Linked DNA regions of Homo sapiens: region 1 is linked to region 2. A link is a contact called in ENCODE Hi-C or POLR2A ChIA-PET data. All regions are on one chromosome and are shown on one strand. The core of a region is the stretch at or near the end of the contact, and the rest is flanking DNA. Distances in the headings are between cores, read along the strand shown. Region 1 holds the start of SNX13 (sorting nexin 13). Region 2 has its middle 100 kb from the start of HDAC9.

Evidence for each region. A loop is a pair of places that touch in the nucleus more often than their neighbours do. ChIA-PET counts read pairs that join two places held with the same protein, here RNA polymerase II (POLR2A). Pooled maps may share reads with other maps.
Region 1: a loop to region 2 is called in a pooled map, with 2.4 times the contacts of the local background. The contact joins the promoter of SNX13 here to the enhancer-like site in region 2. A Hi-C loop is called at or near these places in 1 of 37 single-sample maps with no recorded cell type and 3 of 50 pooled maps. POLR2A ChIA-PET finds 5 or more read pairs at or near these places in 2 of 52 experiments (GM10248 and WTC11).

Annotation. Positions count from the first base shown.
Region 1 is chr7:17,938,431-17,944,870 of GRCh38, reverse strand. SNX13 (sorting nexin 13) reads left to right here and starts at 4,377. Exons shown (of 26, transcript NM_015132.5): 1 at 4,377-4,587. The coding sequence starts at 4,576.
Region 2 is chr7:18,388,727-18,394,405 of GRCh38, reverse strand. It overlaps a transcript of HDAC9 not described here. Among named protein-coding and RNA genes, the nearest start is that of HDAC9, 100 kb to the left of the region's middle. Within about 2 kb of position 3,950, at least 2 of the 41 ENCODE cell types and tissues checked have a DNase peak (open chromatin) inside an H3K27ac peak, as active enhancers do.

The DNA.
Region 1 (6,440 bases), core at 3,128-5,627, 450 kb after region 2:
ATCTACTGTAATGGTCTTTTTCAAATGTTAAATATAATACATGCAAAATGTCTACCACCAGTGCCTGGCCCATAATAGATACTGAAAAACAGTATCCATAATTAAGAATTAAATGTTTGAAAAGTGCTCTAAATTTTTGTTTTCAAAATGATTGACTGAGGTGTCATTGATGTAGTAATACCTCTTAATTATTTTATAGACTTTTACAAATTTATAATGTGGTTCTTTCTATTTAGATCTTTGCATTGTGGAGCTAATATTGAAAGCATTTGTGTACATTATTATTTTGTTATGGCTGCATTTGTTAGTAAAGCCTCATATTATTTCTGCTTCTGTCTTTCTGTCTTGAGTTGGCTCAACATTGCCTCAAAAAGAATCATGCAAGAAAAAAGTACATGCTGGGCTAGACTTCAGAGTACTCTTAAATGCTCTGAGATTTCTGCTTACTACTGCCCTATTAAAGCTGTAAAAAAGAATCGGGATATCCAACTCTTATCTGTTCTTAGGATGTCTCCTCTGTTGTCAATGCATGATTTCAATACCAATTTGCAGGTTTTGACACCAATCCTTGTTAATGAGTATATAGTATTTAATGTTCAGTAGAGATGGTAGATGACACTGACAATATTGCATTATGAAGAAACTGGAGTTAATAGAATGCTTTAAGACATCAAAAGATTAAATGACACAACTGTTTGCTAGATGCAATTTGCCTAGGAGGTTAAAGGCATACTTTTCCTGCTTCTCAAAAAGCAATTAGAGCCAATTTGTGACAACCTGAATATGTAGAAGAAATTGTTTTTGTTTCAAAACTAAAAAACAGGCAACTTGGATATTCCGAATTTTTGCTTGTAGGTTTAGAAATCACTGGCAGTGGCTTGTTTAAAAGCATCTTACGGCCGGGCGCGGTGGCTCACGCCTGTAATCCCAGCACTTTGGGAGGTGGAGGCGGGCGGATCACAAGGTTAGGAGACGGAGACCATCCTGGCTAACATGGCGAAACCCTGTCTCTACTAAAAATAAAAAAATAAAAATAAAAAAAATTAGCCGGGCATGGTGGCAGGCGCCTGTAGTCCCAGCTACTCGGGAGGCTGAGGCAGGAGAATGGCGTGAACTCGGGAGGCGGAGCTTGCAGTGAGCAGAGAGCGCCACTGCACTCCAGCCTCGGTGACAGAGCGAGACTCCGTCTCAAAAAACACACTTGACTTTTGCCTCTTACCTCTTTTTGTCATGCTTTCCTGTGTTAATCAGACAGACTGGACACTGCTGCTGAGGAATCAAACCTTTTGCAGTAACAGTCACAGATGCATCCCTTACGATAGCTTGCTTTGTTTTAATTTCTGATAGCCAAAGAACCAGGCATCTCAGATCACCCTGTCCCAGGTTTCCTCTGTAACAACTGATATGAATAGGATGTTTTTAAGACATGGAATCTGTATCAAATTAGGTGCTTTTTTTTTTTAAGCTAGCTGTTTCTATAAGCATTCTCTTTTCCAACTATATAACTCCTTAATTTCCGTAAGTCTCTTAAATAGTATACCTTATTCGCTTTGTTGCTTCCCTTCCTAGGAAATTAACTTTGACTCATGCCCAAGATGTATTTAAGAAAGTGAAGGAGGCCAGGTGTGGTGGCTCATTCCTGCAATCCCAGCACTTTGGGAGGTCAAAGCCTGAGGATCTTTGAGGCCAGGAGTCCAGAGACTAGTCTGGCAACATAGTGAGAACACATCTCTACAACAAATTTAAAAAAAGGAAAAGAAAAAAGGTGAAGGAAAAGGCATAGCTCACAATTTTGTCCTAAACTTTTCTGTAGCATTCTAGTGGAAGTAACAATTGTCATACACTTCAACATTCCAGTGGCAGAAGTGATGTTCCTATTAATTGGAAGACAAGAGAACACACAATGGCCAACTTTTAAATAATTTAATCTTTCAACACCAAGGATTTTGTTTTTAAATAGTTTTAATTAGGTCTTTTCCTTTTAGTGTCTTTTAGGCAATGATTCACCCATTCATTTATTCACTTAAGAAATATTTATTGAGCATCTACTCTGTGCCATCTACTATTCTAGTATTTTAGGTACTAAGGAAACATTGAACAAAATGAAAAAAAAAAAATCCCCGATCTTGTGGAGCTTACATTCTAGCGGAGGGAAGGCAATAGAAAATAAAAATAGAAAATGACGATGTTAGAAGGTTAGAAGGTAAGTACTATGAAAAAAACAGAAGCAAGGAAGGGAGGATTCTGGGGAAGGGGCAATATTTTAAATGAGATGATTAGGGTAGGCTTCTTTGAAAAAAGATGACTTTTAAGCAAAGATTGGACAGAAGTGGAAGATCTAGCCATGCAGGTATTTGGTGGAAAGATCTTTGCAGATAGAAACTATACACAGTGTAAGGGCCTCAGGGCAAGAAGATGCCTTGGTGTTACAGAAGCAGGGAGCAGGTCTGTGTAACTGGAACAAAGTGCTTAGCAGAAATGAGGTCAGAGGGGTGGAGGTGAGGTAGGACTTGGGAGGCCAGCTAGCATAGGATTTTTAGGTTGCAGAAAAGACTCAGGCTGAGAAAATTAGGAAGCCATTGGAAGAGCGACTACTTTTGGTTTCCTTGTAAGTCTGTAGACAAACTTCTGAAAGTTAAAGGCATATTCATGTCATATCACAGATTGGTTCAATACTCAAGTGTCAACACTTAATGCCTTGCTTCTAGAAAAGATAAAAAGATGTAGTAAATAAAACTGAATACTCAAGCCAGACAACTACATTGCTGTTTTAATTTACTAGCTGGTATCTTAAATATTAATGAACCTCCTTCTCTGTTTTCTTATTTACAGGTTGGAACACTATCTTTTTCCAGGTTCCTTGTTGTCTCTAGTATCTCTTGGTATCCTTTGATACCTCAGTCCAGGTAGGATTTCCATGCTCATTTTCTATTTGTGGCTTCATCTGTCAATACCAGTAACACATTTTATTGTATTGCAGAGGTCAGAATTTTGCTGGTCCAGCAATGTGGAAATGATGTACAAAATGCAGATTAAAACAACAAGAAAAACTACTTTGCTTCAATTAGTTGAATTGAGCAAAATCAGTTTTTCTTGAATTTTTTGCATGACTGCTTAAATGAACCGTTTTGTTTCCTTGACACGATAGAGATAATACAAGGTTTGCAATGCCCTTATTGTTTTGAGACTGTAAGAGTAATACATTAAGTAAATTTCATTTAGCACAACAGTACTATTGTTAAATGGAGGGAAAAGATTCTGGTAAAAGGGAAGAAACTCCTGGCTTTAGTTTTCTAAAATGCTTTTGTACCTCTTGTAAGAATGACATGGAGGTGTTTTTAATGTCAAGTCTGAAAATTTGCTTTTCAATTTACTTGGAAACTGGTTTCTAATACAAAACAGGGTAGCACACTTTCCCAGCATGTTCAGGTAAACTACTTTCATCACAATTCAGGTAGAAGTGACTGCCTTTAATTCCGTACATCGCAAACCATCTAGTGGTAGATCTAGAATGGCGTCAGTCTCAGGGACTTCTATGCACATTGAGTTCCAGAGTTCAATTCCATTTAAGTTGGGACTATTTACAATGACATTTGCTGAAATTTGCTCACCTTGATATACAAGCATATTGTATTAAGCAGCTAGTAAACCTGTGGAGATAGCAGGTAAAACGTAAAGCCTGTTTTACGTTTTTTTAGAGGTGCATTACTTGTAGCATAACTAAACCTTCATTGTTAGGCAGGTGCTGGCCAATTACATCAGCAAGTCCTAACTCCGCTAGGATCGGGGTAAAGCCGATAAGCCGCATCATATCTACAACCTGTCTCGGACCCCTGTAAAGAACTCACTGAGGATTGGTAGGGACAAAGGGAAGTTTCTGTCAAAGTTTAGGAGAAAAGGGCCGCGCAGGGAGCTGTTTCAAATAACACTTAAATCCCAGGAGAAGAAAGCCGAACCCCAACTCTTCGGTCGCCGCGGGGCCAGGGAGACGCGAGAGGGAAGTTTTTCTAAAGGAAATCTGCCGCCTTGTCCCCAAGACCAGCGAGGTCCGCAGCGCCATCAGTCAAGTGTCGGCCTCTGGCATTTTCTCCTCTCCCCAGGGCGGGCCAACGCTAGTGGGCGGTGGATGATGCGCCGGCCCCAAGGGCGCGCACGTCCATTCCCGGAAGGCTCGGGCGCTGGGGCCCCTCTGCACTCCCAGCGGTCCCAAGTTGGCCCAGGCGCCCGGTCCCGGGGTCCTACAAGTCAGCGCCAAGCCGACTGCCGACAGCCTACCTCCGCTTCTCCGCGCGCCGGCGCTATGGAGACGGTCACGAGACGCCAGCAGCCCCTGCGCCCGCCAATGGGAACGCACGTTGCAGCGAGACGCGGACGTCGCTCTTCCAAGATGGCGGCGCGTCCGTCGCGAGCGACCGGGCCGAGGGGAGGCCAGCGAAGCCGAGTAAAACCGCCGCCCGGGAGAAGACTGAAGGAGCAGTTGCCGCCGTTGGCGGCGGCCCGAGCAGTTTTCGCTGCTGCTACGGCTGTTGCCATGAGGCGAGGCTAGGGAGGACCTCACTTCCCCGGGGTGTAATAATGTTAACTGAGGTAAGCGGCGACGGTGGCCAGTGTTTACCTGTGAAATGGGGAAGGGGCCGGCGCCAGCCCGTCAGAGAACATCATCTGTACGGAAGGTGGGCCTGACCCTTCGCCGTGGGCTCCAGGGCCCGAGGAGCAGCGGGGATCCTACAAGTGCCCTCAGAGTAGGAGCTGTGCTGACTCAACAGAGTCCCACCACCTCCGGCTGCCAGTGCCTCGCCTTTCGCAGTTGCCACTTGCCACTCGCCCCTGGCACTGGTCTCCCTCCTGCTGTCACTCCCTTCTAACTCATCGCTCCCTTCTTCGTGTCCCCTTACACGCTACTCTGTGGCAGCGTTGGCCTTTCCACGTTACTGCTGGTTCTTGTGATCCTATGGTTTGCCCTAGGTCTCCTTTCTCTGGTCCCTGGGCTCCAGGGCCCTCCGCCTCCGAGCTCGGTCAGCACCCTGGGGTTGTTGCTCGGCCCGACCGGTTTGTTTCCCACCCTCTACTTTGACTGCTTCATGAAGTGGACTTTTTTATCTCAAGCTGCACATGTATGGCTCAGTTGGGTCATCCCCCTCCCCCACATCCATCACCTTTTCGGTTAAATCGTGGTCATCACAAAGTTCAGTTTAGCATCTGCCACCTTGATTTGCGTGTGGCCCCCTTGTTACTCCCTATGGAATAGTTTTTTTCTTTGGACCTGAAATGGAAGTAGGGCAACTATGACGAACCAATCAATTTCCCTTTTCTAGTGCCTAATGGGCATTGCAAAAAGCCGACTTTTTGAAGAAGTAGAGTTTGCCTTTACTAGCAACACTTTAAGGGGAAGAACTAAATCGGTGCAACTAGGTACTTGACCCAGGTTAGCCCAGTTATGTGTTGTAGTATCTGCAGGTGTAGGTGTCACTGAACATAAAATACTGAACCTTGTGATTTGATGAAATACCTTTTTCGAAGCCTTTCACTTTAAGTACTGTGAGGATCCTGACGTGAGGAACTGACCGGATTGGGCATTTTTATGGGCTGAACTGAATAGGAAACAGTTTTAGTGGGCAATGGGAAGTATTCCTACATGGGCCAAAAAGGAAATACAAACATTTGTAGGTGAGTGGCTTTTATTTTGTGAAAAGTGATGGTAAAGCACGTACTTGCCTGAAATTTCAGGTCCTTGGAACGTGACTAACTTTGAGGAACTTTATACTTTGCTGTTTGTACTTAATCTAAGCACAGAGCCTGGCATATGATAAATACTTACTGGTTGATTGTAACTTCTACAGTACGTATTTTTAGTTGTTTGAAGTTCATTTTATATTTCTAAATTCTACAGATTTTTCATTCTTGGAGTTAATTGAGATTATGGTTATAGCATAAGTTTGTGTTGTGATTAGCAGTAATAGATTAGAAAAAAGAGTTATAAGTAGCAGAAGTTTCATTTTTACCTTAAGTGTGATATTTTAGTGGGAACAGTTAGCCTTATAATAAGTGTTTAGTGTTGTCTCTAATGTGTAATATTATATGATATGATCTTTTCCTTAAACTTAGCTTATGTTAACATGTTTCAGAGTTTTAATACTTTCAAATGAACTACTTGTGTGTCTGCCAGTAAAATGATTTGGAAAGATGGAGCTTTCTCAGCTTCTGTATTTTAATGCAATTTTGCGTTTTAGGGAAATATTTTAAACAGTAAATCAATGATAATATTAAGTAAACTGTACTTTAGTACTTTTTGTGTGAACACTGCACAACTTATAAGTGGCAGAAGCAGGATTCCAACCTTGGCAGTTGCCACCTAGCCCATTCTGTTAACTTTTCTAGATTGCCTCGCCAAAGTAAGACCCAGATTAAATTGTACTAAAGTCTTCCCTATAGTTTTCAGT
Region 2 (5,679 bases), core at 2,701-5,200:
TGGCATTGTAGGAAAATGATGCTGAGCAATATCTCTAAGGATTCTAGACGATGCTCCCTCTTAATATTTCCAATCACACCACCTGCAATAACCCTAACTTTTCCAGCCTCTATTTTAATTTGTTAAAATAAATGTGACACCTACAGAATTTTAGTAATAAGATTAAGACAGCCCCAACCTTTGAGTGTCCCTTTAACAAACAAGGTATAATTGTAAAGGATAGCCTCTTTCTAAATATTTAAGGCCCCTTGTAGAAATGCTAAGTGGACATTATTTAAAGACTAAGGTACACAGAAACCTGACACACTCACTTTTAATAGGGAGGTAGACTGTTGTTTATTTAGCTTTTGAAATCAATCCTAAATTTGGCTTTATGGAACCAAAAAAGTCTAGCTTTAAATTAACAGACTGCCTTCTATTGTCCAAGGGATAATTTGAACTTCACTGAGACATGTCTATGAATGGAAATAAAAATAACTCACATTAAACTCTAAGTACTTCCCCACACGCAATTCACTTGCCACAAGGCCCATTGTTCCGTGCGTGGCTTTTAAGCAGCCTGTAGGAAATTTTCACTGAAACAATTTCCCATAACCAAGAAAAGGAAGGCCAAAATGATTTCACTCAAAACAAATAAAACAAAACACAAAACACAAAAAATCAAAAAGCTTCCTAAGCTTTCAGCATCTAGGGTATTAAAAGCAGCTCTGTCAGGGTAGCAGGAATGGGAAATGGGAGGTTCCCATAATACTCTAAAATTCTGTGGCTTTAATTTTAGCTCACTTTCCTCCTGCACTTCTAAACAAAAATCGACTCCAGATGAGTCTTTCTGTTCACAGTTCTACATGCCTCCCCCTCCCTGCCTCACCTCATCCATCCTTTTAAAAACTTAATTTTAAACCTAGAAATATTTCAAATATCTAGAAAAGTAACAAAAATAGTAGGAGAAGCATGCCTGATTTAAAACAGGTGACCATTTTGCTGCATTTGCTGCAAATCTCCTCTGTTCCCTCTACTCCTTTACTATCCAGGTCTAATCCATCTTGAAAAGAACCTCCCTGATCCTATCTGGTCAAGATTATCTCTCCTCCAAAATACATTTTTCCTAATTCTAATTTTGACCAATTTTATGTTTCTTCTCTTGTCCAGGATACTTCTTATAAACTTTACTGGTTTAATTCACTCTTCTTCTTAGCCTAAATTAATTTCTTTAGTGATTATTGTTCCTCAGATTTTCTATTTCATCTTGAGCCAATTTATGTTTTTTTAAAAAAAAAAAATCCATTTTATCTAAATTTTTAAAATCATCAGCAATTTTTTTGTATTTACTTAAGATTTTAATATCACAAGTGAATCACTGTTCTGCCCATTCCCATTTCTAATAATGTTCATACATCCCTCCACACTTAATTATTTTCTTTAAAAATCTTGGTGAAATTTTGTCTATTTTATTAGTATTTCCTTTTTTTTTTTTTTTTTTTTTTTTGCCAGTCATGGCCAGACCTACATTCACACCTTTTTAGTGAACTGTTAACTCTGAATGTCAAGTCCAGCAAATAAACAGGGTGAGAGGAAAAGTATATTCAGCTGCTTCCCTTAGCCCTCGCTGGTTCTTTCTAGTCTAAATCATATCTGAGTGACCCCTCCCATGTGAAGAATGAAATATCATGTCCTCTGGAAAAATAAAAGTATAACTCAAATACTTTGTTGATGACAAGGTAAAATACTAACAATATCAATAATAAATTGATCTGGATGCGCAATACACAGAGGTCAATCTCTTACCATTCTCTGGAAAATTGCATTAGTTGGATTGCAGATGTCAGAAAAGGTGCCAGAGTGAGAACAGGATTTAAGCTAATAATTATAATAATTATAAGAATATCACGTTTGCATTTACCAAATACCTATATTTACCAGTAACGGATTTTAACATCATTAGCATCACCCATTAAGAATATCTGTCTATCTATCTATCTATCTATCTATCTATCTATCTATCTATCCATCTATCTATCCATCTATCTAGAGAGACAGAGATTAGATATAGACAGTGTGTGTGTGTGTGTGTGTGTGTGTGTGTGTGTGTGAGAGAGAGAGAGAGAGAGAGAGAGACAGAGAGAGAGAGAGAGTGACAGAGACAGAGATAGAAAGAGAATGTATAATCATGTACCTGAAGGTTCACAGCACACTTGTGGATCATATTATAATAATCCCAGATTGCCAGGGAATCTAAGGTCAAGATAGGCTGAGTAACTCACTCAGGTAATACAACTTGTAAATGGTCATTCTAGAATGAGAATACAAATCTGTGTGACTCAAAACTTCTCTCTTTTCACTGTGTCTTGCTCACCTCATTAAAGAAATTGCTAGTTAAATTATGAGGATGAGGAGGTCATTTTACATAAGGGAAAGATACAAGTAAAAGTAAAGTGTGGGAAAGTGAAAGGCACCATGGAGGAGATAGGCAAAGTGCCTATTGATAATGGGCAATGCTTACTACATACCAGGCTCTGCTGTGAGCACTAGGCCTGTGTGAACTCATGGAATCCTGTAAATAACCCCATGGTAAAAACTTCTATTGCCCTCATTTGACAGAAGAAGAAACCAGAGAGCAAAAAGATTAAGTAACTTGCCCAAAATTGTCTGTGTACTAAGTGAGGGGTTTATATCCAGGCATCTTACTTCAAAGCTGCCATTCTTAATAGGTGATAAAGATGAAAAAGTGGAGACATTTTCAGAAGCTCTCTAGTATCCTCAACATAGTTCATTATTTCTAAGTGTGTCTTCTGGGTAACACTATTTGTGTGGAGGTGGAATGTTAATATGTTATGTGAACAAAAGGTTTTGCTGGCCAATTGGTGAAGGCTATGCAAGGTTTAATGCAGGTAAACAGGTCACTTTGTGACAGGATTTCCCGAAACATCTAAAATATATCACTATACAACTTCAGATGGCCAAGAAAAGGATGTAGGACACAATGTTCTCTCTTCTTTTTTACTTTCTTTTTTTTTTGGGGGGGGGATGGCGTCTCGCTCCATCGCTCAGGCTGGAATGCAGTGGCACGATAGCGGCTCACTGCAGCCTCTGCCTTCCGGGTTCCAGTGATTCTCCTGCCTCAGCCTCCCACATAGCTGGAATTACAGGCACGTGCCACCATGCCCGGATAATTTTTGTATTTTTAGTAGAGACGGGGTTTCACCATGTTGGCCAGGCTGGTCCCGAACTCCTGACCTCAGGTGATCTGCTCACCTCAGCCTCCCAAAGTGCTAGGATTACAGGCATGAGCCACCGCGCCTGGCTGAACTTTGTTCTTTGAGATGGAGTCTCACTCTATTGCCCAGGCTGGAGTGCAATGGCACAATCTTGGCTCATTGCAACTTCCACTTCCCGGGTTCAAGCAACTCTCCCACCTCAGTCTCCCTAGTAGCTGGGACTACAGGTGTGTGCCACCATGCCTGGCTAATTTTTGTATTTTTAGTAGAGACAGGATCTCATCATGTTAGCCAGGATGGTCTTGAACTACTCACCTCAAGTGATCTGCCTGCCTTGGCCTCCCAAACTGTTGGGATTACAGGCGTGAGCCACCATGCCCAGCCCAAACACAATGTTTTCTAATCTTCCTTAGAATGCTTATTGTTTCACAGAGAAGCTGGGGACAGATATATTCTCATAAGTCACTTCTCCTTGGCCATGCAGCTAGTTAGTGGCAAAACTGGGGCCAGAACTGAAGACTTCTGGCTGCTGGACTAGGCTTTGTCTAGGCACAGACTGAAATATATCCTTTGAACAACGTACAGTAATTTAAGGTTTTATGAGCAGGAAAAAGCCGGACACAGAATATACTGAAGTGGAAAGAGAGGAGTAGCCTGTACCAAACTACTACAGAACTCAAGAATGACATGCAAAGTGGCCTGGTCTAGGATGTGACAGGAAGGAAAAACAGGAACTAAGAATAAAACCAAACATTCAAGAACATAAGTAAACCCTAAGGGTTTCTAGGAACCAATGGTTGCTGTGAGAGACAGACCTTGCTGACCTACTGGGATCTCAGCCATAATTCTGAAAAACCTAAGAGCAGGCACTGAAACCCCCTCTCCAGCTCTCTCAGTGTATTCCAGGGAGTGATCAGTTGCCAAGAGCCATGCAAACACTACTGAATTGTGTCTAGTCATTATCCGAGAATTACTTTTAAATCTAGCTATATTCTTCCTAACAAAAGCCAAGAAAATCACGGTCAAACCTTTGAACAAATAAATGTTCAGTTCTCACCCCTTGCCTCATCCCCCATTACTTCCCTTCTCTACGACGTGTGTGTGTGTGTGTGTGTGTGTGTGTGTGTGTGTGTGTGTGTGTGTTGTCTTTCTCTAGGGTCAAACACAACTGAGATCTAAAAATATCTTATTTTTTCAGAACAACTACACTAATTGATGCGTATGGAGAACATGTTAGTCATGTTCACAAAATGCCAAAATAAATATAAAACTGTATCCTCAGGAAGTCACACACTCTCTAAAGTATACAATCCCAGAAGCCAACTTTTATTAACCCCTCTTTGCCTTTGCTGCATTTTTAGAAAATCAAAATAGTTATCTCTTTCAGAGTATCACATGATATTAATGATTAGTTCACAGTTCCTTTTCCATATTTTGGTCCCTTATCATCTAATCATTAAGTCCAACTGTCTTTAAGGTAAACATTTTCTTTTTGCTTATGCATATACTTGACATACATAAATTCCTTCCCATCATCTTGTGGCAGAGACCACAAGCCAGCCACTAATGTTTCTCTCCTCCTACCATATACAACCCAGCCTCCCTTGCAGTTAGGTAAAGTGACAACCTTGTCTCCAACAGAATGTGAGTAGAAGTAACAAGTGCCATTTCAGATCTAGCCTTTACAGAATGACCATGAGCACTCGTCCAGATGCTGTTTCCCTTCTAGTGCCTGGGATGCAGACATCCTGAGCAACACTGGAAGCCATGTGCTGATTTCGAAGCTACCATCACTACAGGGCCCTGAAGAATACAGGAGAGCTGCTGTGCTGTCCTAAATGCCTATAACTCCAGGACTCTTACGTGAATGAGAAATAAAATATTATTGTGATTATCCACTGATTATTTTGTGGTCTCTGTGCTACTACTCCTAGCCTAGCTTAACAGAGAAAGTGAATTGACAACTTGAAATGAATTGGGACTGTAACAAAGGCTCAACACTTAAGTATTAGCTTAGTGGCCAAAATCAGGTAGCAAAAAAACAGACAAAACAAGCTGGAATACTGGCAACTCATACCAATGAAAAAACATTCAGTAAAACTAAAGCCTACAGCTATTCGAAAGGCAATCCAATTGCCTAGTGAAACTGCAGCTTCAGCGAACAAGAGGGTTCAAGAGGCCATGATGTTCTTATATATTGTTGATTTTTGCCACTGACTGCAAGGTACGACAAGAAAAAGGTTAGTTCAGACAAAAATTAACTAGAAATGAAAAGGAATGAGAGTGTCAAGAAATTTGATACTTTGAAGAGCTGAAAAATTACACTGCATCTGATTCCCAAAGAGCAAAAATAAATATAAAAGCTTTGAAAAACAAAATTCCATTAAAATTCCCAATTCACAAAAGACTTAGTTCTGTAACAAAAATAGTATTGTAGCTAAGAATAAAGCCACCCCACCAATTC